Linked DNA regions of Homo sapiens: region 2 is linked to region 1. A link is a contact called in ENCODE Hi-C or POLR2A ChIA-PET data. All regions are on one chromosome and are shown on one strand. The core of a region is the stretch at or near the end of the contact, and the rest is flanking DNA. Distances in the headings are between cores, read along the strand shown. Region 1 holds the start of BRD10 (bromodomain containing 10). Region 2 has its middle 92 kb from the start of RANBP6.

Evidence for each region. A loop is a pair of places that touch in the nucleus more often than their neighbours do. ChIA-PET counts read pairs that join two places held with the same protein, here RNA polymerase II (POLR2A). Pooled maps may share reads with other maps.
Region 2: a pooled map shows a loop between it and region 1 (2.3-fold over the local background). The contact joins the enhancer-like site here to the promoter of BRD10 in region 1. A Hi-C loop is called at or near these places in 1 of 50 pooled maps. POLR2A ChIA-PET finds 5 or more read pairs at or near these places in 2 of 52 experiments (WTC11 and activated T-cell).

The regions. Positions count from the first base shown.
Region 1 is chr9:6,006,303-6,011,502 of GRCh38, forward strand. It overlaps BRD10 (bromodomain containing 10), which reads right to left and starts at 2,180. Exons shown (of 8, transcript NM_001017969.3): 1 at 893-2,180. The coding sequence starts at 1,485. It overlaps MIR4665 (microRNA 4665), which reads left to right and starts at 1,524; the gene lies at 1,524-1,602. RANBP6 (RAN binding protein 6) reads right to left here. Exons shown (of 1, transcript NM_012416.4): 1 at 4,723-5,200. RefSeq lists silencers at 648-707, 1,098-1,257, 1,448-1,677, 1,728-2,247 and enhancers at 848-1,077, 1,209-1,710, 1,711-2,210.
Region 2 is chr9:6,104,798-6,109,997 of GRCh38, forward strand. No RefSeq gene overlaps it. Among named protein-coding and RNA genes, the nearest start is that of RANBP6, 92 kb to the left of the region's middle. RefSeq lists enhancers at 1,713-2,213, 1,962-2,011, 2,214-2,714. Within about 2 kb of position 2,339, at least 10 of the 41 ENCODE cell types and tissues checked have a DNase peak (open chromatin) inside an H3K27ac peak, as active enhancers do.

The DNA.
Region 1 (5,200 bases), core at 930-3,429:
TTAAGTGACTTGCTCAACTTAAATTCACTCTAATAGTAAACAGTCAAACTACTATTCCACTTCAACTACCAATACCAAAAACATTGAATTTTTCCACTCCCGAAAAATTTAAACTTTAGAAATTAACTTGGCTGACACAGACTATACAATTATTATAAAACAATACATTCATTTTAGTATCCTCCTCTTGTGTTAAATAATTGGATATATGGGTGGCGGATACCAAGAGCACAGTATCATCTGACTTGCCTATGATTTCTGGTAGAATAAACATAAATGTATAAACTTTAAAAAATGTGTGTTGATGCATTCCCTATTATTGCAAAAATTGGGTGTCCTCAGATGAAACGGAGAGAAAAGATCAGTAGTATGCAAAAGTAACCATTAACCATTTAGTAACACTCCATAAATCTTCGATGACCGACATGGGTAGTAAATGATAAAATTATTTTTTAATGGTTTAAGACACCTTTTTACATAAGCCAAAATTATTTTTCTAGAGATATTTCATCCTAAACGCTGTTTTAAATGTCATGCTAAAACTGTCTAAAAGTTGCAGGTCCAACTTCCATCCCACAAAAACTGTTCCTCTGCCTACACGTGCAATTCTTCCTACGGGACCCATTCCATTTTACATCTGCAAACTATACCCAGCTCTTCAGCGCTGCAGACTCGGGTTTCCTTCTCAGTCTACGCGCAAGCCGGGTTCGGCCCACACCCACCACACCCCTCCGGTCCCCGCCCAGCGCCGCTCCTCCTCCCGGGCTTCTCCAGCACCGACTCAGCACCTATCAGCGCCGCCCCCAGGCCCCTGGCCCAGCCCATCCTCGGGCACGTGTGAGTGTGTGTTTGTGTCAGTCTGTCAGTCCCACCGGGGACCGGGCTCGCTTACCGAGAGAGAAGCGCTAACTTCTGCTCCAGCATCATCTCCAGCTTCTGGCCCTGTTTGGAGATCCAGTGGTCCACTCCGTGCAGGCGGTAGCACGTCTCCAGCATCAACCTGAAGTCCGCCACGAACTCGGTGATGCCCCCGTACTGGCCGCTGGCGAACTTCTCTTCCATCTGCAGCAGACACATGCCCTGTCCGGGCTGCTGCGGGAAGGCGCGACCGCCCCGGCCCCCGCTGCGCGGCCCTTCCGCCACCTCCTCCTCCGCGGTGGCAACGCCCCCCAAGGGCTGCAGAAAGGGGGCGGTGAGGCCCCGGTGCTTCTCCTGCAGGAACTCGCCCAGGATGCGGTAGCCCTGCTGTAGCTCGTAGGTCAGCTCCTGCTCCTTGCAGCAACCGCCTCCGATCACCATCGCCTCCATCTCTTCCTCCTGATCGTCCGCGTCCTCCAGCGAGGAGGCACTCCTTCCGTGGGCCGGCCCTGAGGTCTGGGCCGCCGCTGCCACCTCCTCCTCGTCGTCCTCTCCTTCGGCCGCCGGTGGCGGCCGCTCTTCCTCCCCAGCCGGCTCCATCGCTCCCGGCGTCCCGGGCACACTCATGCCCCGGCAGGCCTAGGCTGGGCGGTGTGGAACAGCCGCTCGAGGTGCTGGGGGACGCGTGAGCGCGAGCCGCTTCCTCACGGCTCGGCCGCGGCGCGTAGCCCCCGCCACATCGGGCCTGGCTCTCCTCAGCCGCCGGCTCGGCTCGGTGCGCGCGGGGGTCTTGAGCTCACCGCCGGCGGGGCGGGGTTACATGGCGCGCGAGGAGGGGGGAGAGAAGAGGAGAGCCTAGGTGCCCTCCTCTCCCCTCCCCCCCGGCGGCGGCGCGCGCACGGCCCTCGCCGGCCTCACCCCTCCGCACCCCGCCCGCCTGCTCTTCACCGGCCAGGCCCTGCCGGGTCGCCGCGGCCTCGGCGCCCCACCCCCTCCCGGGCCAGCGGGGGGCTGGGAGGGGGCGAGGAGGAAGGGGGTTCTCCTCTCCCCTCCCCGGAGGGGGCCGCAGCGGCGGCTCCGGCTCCTCCTCTCCCTCACACCCCCTCCCGCCCCCCTCTACCTGCGGGGGACACGGGCAGAAGGAGGCGGTGCACGGACGGGGCCCGGCGACAACTGTCAGTTAGAAGCCCCGCTGGGCGGTGAGGGGGGAGAAAGGGGAGGGGCAGGGAGAGAAGGGGGAGGGCACTCAGCCCCCCGGCTGGGAAGAGCTGTGGAGAGAAGCAAAGAAAGAGGCCCTGTCGCCATCCCCGGTGCGCATGCGTAGTAGAACAATTCCCCCCTCCCCCCCCGCCACCATCGTGCCCCGCCCCGCTACGCAAAAGGAAGAGCTTCGGCTCAGCTACAGGCCCAGAAGCCTGCTAGGGTTGCGCGGACCAATGATGTAATCAATCGTAGGCCAATCGAACATGTTGATGGAGGGGGAAGCAAGGCGCCTGCGCAGCTTAATTCGCTACCGCCTGGGAAGGTGGCCAAAAGGCTTTTTTTAAAGCAAGTGCTTCAAGAGGAAACTTCTTTTGCAAGACCCGTGTTAGCCCCCCAAACTAAAATTAAAGTTGCTAGATAACCTTTGTTAATGGCAAATGAATAGTGAGAAAGCGCAAAATGTAAATCTTCTCTACTATAAAATTTACATTCTGTTCCCACCCTTTCTCCCTTGTGACTGCGGGTCTTCTATATATAACCAGAATTTTGAGAAGTTTAGAAAGAAAGTTTAAGGACTCGACCATACGTTCACATGCAGAAGAAAAGGAAGTGATTTTTAGAACCCCAGCTCTTAACATCAATTCATATTTTGGAACTAATTCCATGTTTTCAGTTACAAATTTCCACCCTCCCGATTCTTGAGATCTGTTAAGAATAAAGAGAATGGAACCTCATTTAAACAAATTCTTGGGACTGAAAACAGTCAAAATAGTTCATGTCTGAGTTGTACAGCATTAAACAGTTGTTTGCATGGGCTGATAATCTCACTACATTTTACAATTACTGTTTAATGACTAAAAAGTGGACTCATCATTCACATTGGTTTACATGTTACTTAAAATTAGTTGGGAGGTAGGAATTCATGGTTCCATAAAGCAAATACTACTATTTCCTCATGTTCTATTTGAAAGACGCACATATTATTTTTTCTAGGTACACAGAACCCTCGTTAAAACCTAGAATTACCTAAACACAAAAACAAAATTACAGAAATCATGCATTTTAAAAGTAAAATGTGTATAACTAAATGATTAGGATACTCTGACTCTTGCAATTGTTTACTTCTCATTAATGTGAACTTTAAAGCAGTGATAAAATTTTTTTTTAACCTCAAAGCTGTTTTTGTCCAGTAAGTTAAGTATCACTCTTAAGTAAAATAGTGAAGCGGGAACGCTCTGTTAGGGTATTCACACTGTCCTCCACACATACCTTTTATCTAGTATTCGAGGTCTCCTCTCATCAGACATTTGTAATATATAACGCATTTACAGGGTTCTCTCCCCTCAGAGAAGAGTCTGTGGACTCTGAAGAGTCCACAGAACCTCAGCTCACAGAAAGAAAAATGCAGGGATCAGTCTTACTTCAGCACCTGGCAACCAAAACGTGTGTCTGACTAGACATTCCTCCTTTCTTTCGACAAAGCCCAGGAATCTGAAGCCCAACGTACCCAAGCAAACATCCTCTACTCCTCTTTAGTCATCAGCTCTATTTCATGACTCTTGGACAATATTAGCTTACATTATTGAACCCTGTGCCACTAAGCACTTTATATTCATTGTCTCCTTTAATCTCACAACAAGCCTATCAGCTAGGTATTAACCTTATTTTTCAGATGAGGAAACTGCCTCTTAGTTTAAGAAAGTTGTTAAACAAAGTTAAAATCTAGGTCTGTCATACTTCAAAAACTCCAGGTGCCTAATTCCAAGTCATCTGGCAGAATTTCTAATTCCTCATACATAAAAGTGTAGGGAATTGCTAGAAATGTTGATAAAGGGTTTCTTAATTAAGATTATATAAAAGAGAAAGGTGTGGGTGAGTAGAAGGAACCTCAACTCTAGGTTATGAAGAGGTCAAGATGATAGCAACTTAACTATAATGAAAGTAGGATCGGGTCCTTGATCTTAAAAAAGAAACTCTATTACACAAGAAATATGGGCTGGGCACGGTGGCTGACACCTGTAATCCCTGCACTTTGGGAGGCTGAGGTGGACAGATCACCTGAGGTCAGGAGTTCTAGACCAGCCTGGCTAACATGGTGAAACCCCGTTTCTACTAAGAATACAAAAAATTAGCTGGGAGTGGTGGTGCGCACCTGTAATCCCAGCTACTCGGGAAGCTGAGGCAGAATTGCTTGAACCTGGGAGGCGGAGGTTGCAGTGAGCCGAGATCGTGCCATTGCACTCCAGCTTGGGCAACAAGAGCAAAACTACATCTCAAAACAAACAAACAAAACAAGAAATATGTTGGTTGTAGGTATGTAGGTAAATTAGAAAATATAGGTAAGTGAGGAGAAAATTTGCCACTTAATCCTACCACCTAGAGAAAACCTCTATTAATACTTTGAGGTGGGATTTTTCTATTCATTCTTCTATACTTTATTTATCTTAAATATACTAAAAATTGTGATCATACTATACATAATGTCCTTAATTTTCCTTTTTCCCCCATTAGTAATAATTACATGGAATGGACAGAATTGCATATCTAAAATCTCAACTTTATATTCTTGTCAACAATAGCCTAAATAGCCTGCCAATATGAATGAGTAGGGAATGGATTGGGAAAATTCTAAAGTAAAAGAAGTTCCAGACACAATAGAGGTACAAACAACAACAGCAATAACAGCTACAATTTATTGAGCACTTACTAGGTCTTAAATATTTGCTAAATACATACACAGTACTCACAATAGCCCCAGGAAATTATAGATGTATTTAAGTTTTGGATCAATGAGTAATCGTTAGCTGAGTAGAAAGCTCTTTTCTACCCTACAATAAGCTCGACATTAAAGACTGACATTCCAATTAATATAATTAACCCTGGACTTATAGAACTGTTTTCTCATAATAATGCACATCTACTGCTAAATGACTACTCTCAAAGTTGTTTTCTTTTTCATGTTCAAAGAAAATTACATTTCTTTCCTTTCACTTTTCCAATAGAATACTCTTCAGTTCTACTCTAGAATCTCTTAGGAAATTATTTGAAATAGAAATCAATTTAAGCCCTATAACTAGAGCTTTTTCTCTTGTTGAGCTGCTTTGCAGGGAGAAAATGGCATACATATACAAAATAATAC
Region 2 (5,200 bases), core at 1,089-3,588, 99 kb after region 1:
GTCATGAGTATTTCCTCCTTCTTTTGTTAAAAACATGTTTGTGCAAGTATACATTTGTACTAAAAAAAAATTCATTTTATTTCCTTTCTCCTTCATCATGTGACATAGATTTATTGACTTCACATCAGCATTTAAGTATTAACTTTATGTAATAGTATTTGGTTTGGGGATTGGGGTGTTTCTGGTTGTATGAAGGATAGTTGTATTATGTTAGGCATAATTATGACTTTATTATTGTCTTTATTTGAAGATTATGTATGATCTCAGGAGATGTGTAAGGGTTCAAGTTGACAAGGTGTGGGCCTGTTGTAGTTAATACTGAGTGTCAACTTGAATGGATTGAAGGATACAAAGTATTGATCCTGAGTGTGTCTGTGAGGGTTTTGCCAAAGGAGATTAACGTTTGTGTCGGTGGGCTGGGAAAGGCAGACCCACCCTTAATCTGGGTGGGCACCATCTAATCAGCTGCCAGCGTGGCTAGAATATAAGCAGGCAGAAAAATATGGAAAGAGAAACTGACCTAGCTCCCCCAAGGCTATATCTTTCTCCCATGCTGGATGCTTCCTGCCCTCAAACATCAGACTCCAAGTTCTTCAGATTTGGAACTGGGACTGGCTCTCCTTTCTCCTCAGCCTACAGATGGCCTATTGTTGGACCTTGTGACTGCATGAGTTAATACTTAATAAACTCCCCTTTATATATATATATATATATATATATTCCATTAGTTCTGTCCCTCTAGAGAACCCTGACTAATACAGGCAGCAAATATGTAACTGTTCACAGCATTTCACTTCATTCCCAGAATTGACAGGCAAGCAGTCATATGTCCTTCCTTTATGCTCATGGGTCCTATGGATGCAAGGTAGTGTTTTCTAAAAAAAAATAAAATAAATAAAAAATCAAAAAGATAAGAAAATTTGAAGGTATCAGGGCTGGTTTTGAATCCTGGCTCTGCTCTGACGCTTATTCCACACCCCAGAACAAGTTATTTAATCCCTGTAAGTCCCACTGTGCTCATCTGTGAGATGGGAATATCAATCCCTACAATGTTGGGTTGCTAGAAAAGATACATGAGATAGCACCTGGAACAGAGCAAGTACTTCATAAAAGTTGGTTTTTAGCCCTAGCCCTTTATGCCTCCATTTCCTGCCTTTGATCATCATTGGTGTGAACTTTTCTGCCTACTGAATAATAGAGAAATGCTTTGTGATGATAAGAACATAGCAGAGAATGAAGTGTGTAAATTCTGGGGCAGAGAAAATTCTCTGGACTAAACACACTTTAGTGTACATGAACATCCCTCCAAATTTTATCAGGCTGGTGCCTATATGTTTCAGCTTAAAATATACTTCCTGATAAGCAGAAAGAAAATTTTAAGTAATAGATAAATAACGTGTACACATGGACATACAGTGTGGAATGATAGACATTGGAGATTCCGAACGTGGGAAGAAAGCATAGGGTAAGAAATTACTTAGTGAGTAAAATGTATATTATTCTAGCAGTGAATACACTAAAAATTCAGGCTTTACCACCACTCAATATATCCATGTAACAAAATTGTACTTGTACTCCCTAAATTTATACAAATAAAAATTAACTTCTCTCTCTCTCTCTCTTCCTGGAGGAAAATAACTAGTAGGTTTCTTTTGGGTTGGATAGGACTTATTTGCTTTTCAACACCCAAAGAATAACTTTGAAAATGTTATTTTCAAAATAAATTGAGTGTTCCCTGGAAGTTGCTGTATTTTTTTAATTGGTTATTTTGGAGTAGTCTAGAAGACTTCCCTACAATTATTGTTTAAGCCTTAAAATAAACCCTTTAGTATACAAATTTGAAAAAATTAAAGCTTTCTTGAAAATAGATTTATATATACTCTATCAGAGTGCAAGCAGGAAACAGAAGCTACACCAGTTACTTGAACATAGAGACTTTAAGGAATGGTTGGTAACTAGGTAACTGAAAGGATTAAATTAACAAACAAACAAACAAAAAAACAACAATGAAAGTAACATGGAGATAGCAACTGCAGGAAGCAGCTACCACTCCTGGGGCTGGGGATAGCAGAGGGAAGTGCTTGGATTTATTAGAAGTTAGAAACTTTGAGAAAGGGCCCCACAACTTGTGCTGGCTGTGAGCTGGGATAAGCAGCCCTGTGGGCCTGCCACTGAAACCTTTGAGGACAGGGCACTATTTATAGCTCACTTGTGTCTATGAGGTGGGGGCATGATGAAGCTGTTTTTGCGAAAGTTGCAAAAACTGCAAATTGGAATCAGCTGCTGCTATGGAACGGCATGGGTGAAGAAGCACTCCTGGAGTGATCTTACAGAAACCACAAGCTGACAAGCCTATAGGGAACAAACTGAAAGGAACCTGTCCTTTCTCTCTCCTCCAGCCTGGCTGTCTCCCTCTGTAACACCCTCTAGTGACAGAGCCTAACTGGAGCAGCTGGCAAAGCTAAAAATGATGTTTTGAGTCCCAGGCCTGAATTGCATAAGTGTATAGAGAAGGGTAGCTGAGAGACAATAACTTAATGTAAAACTTGTTTGAAAATAGACCTCTAATGCAAAGGAAAGACACGTTGAGGAATTGATATCCTCTCATTCCTTTTTCTTCCCAACTCCTAATTCAAGGCTAAGAGAATGTTCCAAATTGTAATGGTATTTGGAGGATGATACAAGATGAAATGTGACCCAACATTTCTTTTCCACCTTGCCATGACTCCAGTGGCTCCAAGACATTTGTATTCCACAGACTGGTAAAATTTTCTATTTGTGGCAACTGACTTAGAGTTGATTGCTTTTTATTTTGTCTAGTGATAGCATTAAGTACCCAGTAGCATTTCATTAAAGAAAGAATATTTCAACCACCAAAACTCAGGAAGAACATAATCTCAGAGTAACGAGTAGTTCTTACATGGATGATTTTGCTTTTTTGAAAAACCCATTGTTAAAATGCAAATACTGAGGGACAGAAATAAATTAATATTTCTTATTTTTGTTTTTAAAAAAACTTTCTTTTGTTTTTATTTATTTATTTTTGAGACAGAGTGTCGCTCTGTCACCCAGGCTGGAGTGCAGTGGCGTGATCTCGGTTTACTGCAAGCTTTGCCTCCCGGGTTCACGCCATTTTCCTTCCTCAGCCTCCCAAGTAGCTGGGACTACAGGAGCCTGCCACCATGCCCAGCTAATTTTTTTTGTACTTTTAGTAGAGACGGGATTTCACCATGTTAGCCAGGATGGTCTCGATCTCCTGACCTCGTGATCTGCCCACCTCGGCCTCCCAAAGTGCTGGGATTACAGGCGTGAGCCACCATGCTCGGCCTCTTTTGAGACACGGTCTTGCTCTGGCACCCAGGCTGGAGTGCAGTGGTGTAAATACAGCTCACGGCAGACTCAAATCACCTGGGCTTAATTGATCCTCCCACCTCAGCCTCTTGAGTAGCTGGGACTACAGCCACCACACCTGGCTAATTTTTAAAAATGTTTTGTAGAGATGGGGTCTTGCCAAGTTCCCTAGGCTGGTCTTGAAATCCTGGGCTCAAGCAATCCTCCTGCCAAAGTGCTAGGATTGCAGGCATGGGCCTCCAAGCCCAGGTGAACAATCTTGATATTCATAAATTTGCATGGGTTTTACAGTTACAGTAATTGTAATAATCTGTAATTATTAAGAGCTTACTATGAACTAGGATTATGATGAGCACTATATATATGATTTAATCTTCCTCGTAAGTCTCCCAAGTGGGTCCCATTATCATCCCCATTACACATTAAGGAAAATGAGAATTGGTGAAGATGTGAGCCTAAGGTTACACAGCTAAGTGGCAGAGCTATGCCTAGAAGCCAGATCTTCTGACAACAAAGTCTGGCTGGGCTGCCTGGCTACCCATACCTCTCTGTCTGGAATCCCTTTTACATATTCCCTATATGGATTCCTACTGAAGGTATGGGCCATGGGCCCAGGCACCACTGACTTTATCATATGGCCCTGCCCTCCTGGACAAAGCTTGTTCTAACTTTCAAGATAAAGATTATATAACTTTCAGCTACAGCCTGGCTACATGTTGTTCCCTGACCTTGTATTATTTGAGTTCTTTTCTTAAAATGAACAAACTTCTCTTGGCTTGAGATATTTATGTTACCATTCCTTGCATTCTTTCTGTTTTTATATTCTTTGCAAATAATCCTTGCTTGAAGTGTTCAAAATCTCCCCCAAGATGGGCACCCCTGGTAGACTCAGAAAGCCTGAGCTGCTGCTGTGCAGTCCAATATCTACTCACGCTGTTGAGGCTGGAGAAGGGGAGATGGAAATGGTGCTCATAGCCTTCCAGCTTTGTCTGCTTCAGTGGCTCAGTGGCTGTTTGCAGATGGAGTTTTCGGCTGGGGCTCAAGCCCTAAGGTTGGAATACTAGCTTCCCTGACTCCTTGTTTCCTGCTCCTTCTCTCACTGTTCTGAGTAGTGGTTCTGTACCATCTGCTTAATGCAAATAATGCAGTATTTTATTCCTCTTTAATGAACGTAGACACTTGTGATGGAAAGACACATAACACACAGCATGCACAGGGAGGGGATTTATGAGTTCTGACCCAAAGTCGGGGCAGTGAATGCGACCTCGTACACAGAGATTCATTAGAAAGTCTCCAATGTCAACATATGGCATTTTTTTACTCAGTACTGTCAGGTAGCTTTTATTTTATCCCTTTACTCGTGAAAAAACAGATTCAGATGCATTTGCCACAGGTATCGTAACTAGCTAGCCACTGTCAGAATCATGATTACAATGGAAGGATTTTGATTCCTGTTCCAAGACTACACTACCTCTTGGCAAAAATAAAAGCATTCATTCATTCTTCATTTATTCAGCACATATTTTTCTAATACTTTTTCTGTGCTAGGTTTTGGGGAATTCCAAAGGGAGCAGAATATGATCACTGATGTCATGGTGAATATAGTTCTGTGTCAGATCAGACATGAGTCAGATAATCATATAAATAAAAACATTAACTTTGTTTAGAAGTAAGGGAGTGATAGGTAGCCCCAAGAGAACAGATGACAAAAATGAGGTTAGTAAGAATTCATGTAAGATGGGTTAATCATATTTAAAAAGCAAGAATTTAAATAAACACCAAGCAAAAAAAAAAGTTTCTTTTCTGAAATCATCAATGATCAAGAAATCACCACTACACGATATATCCA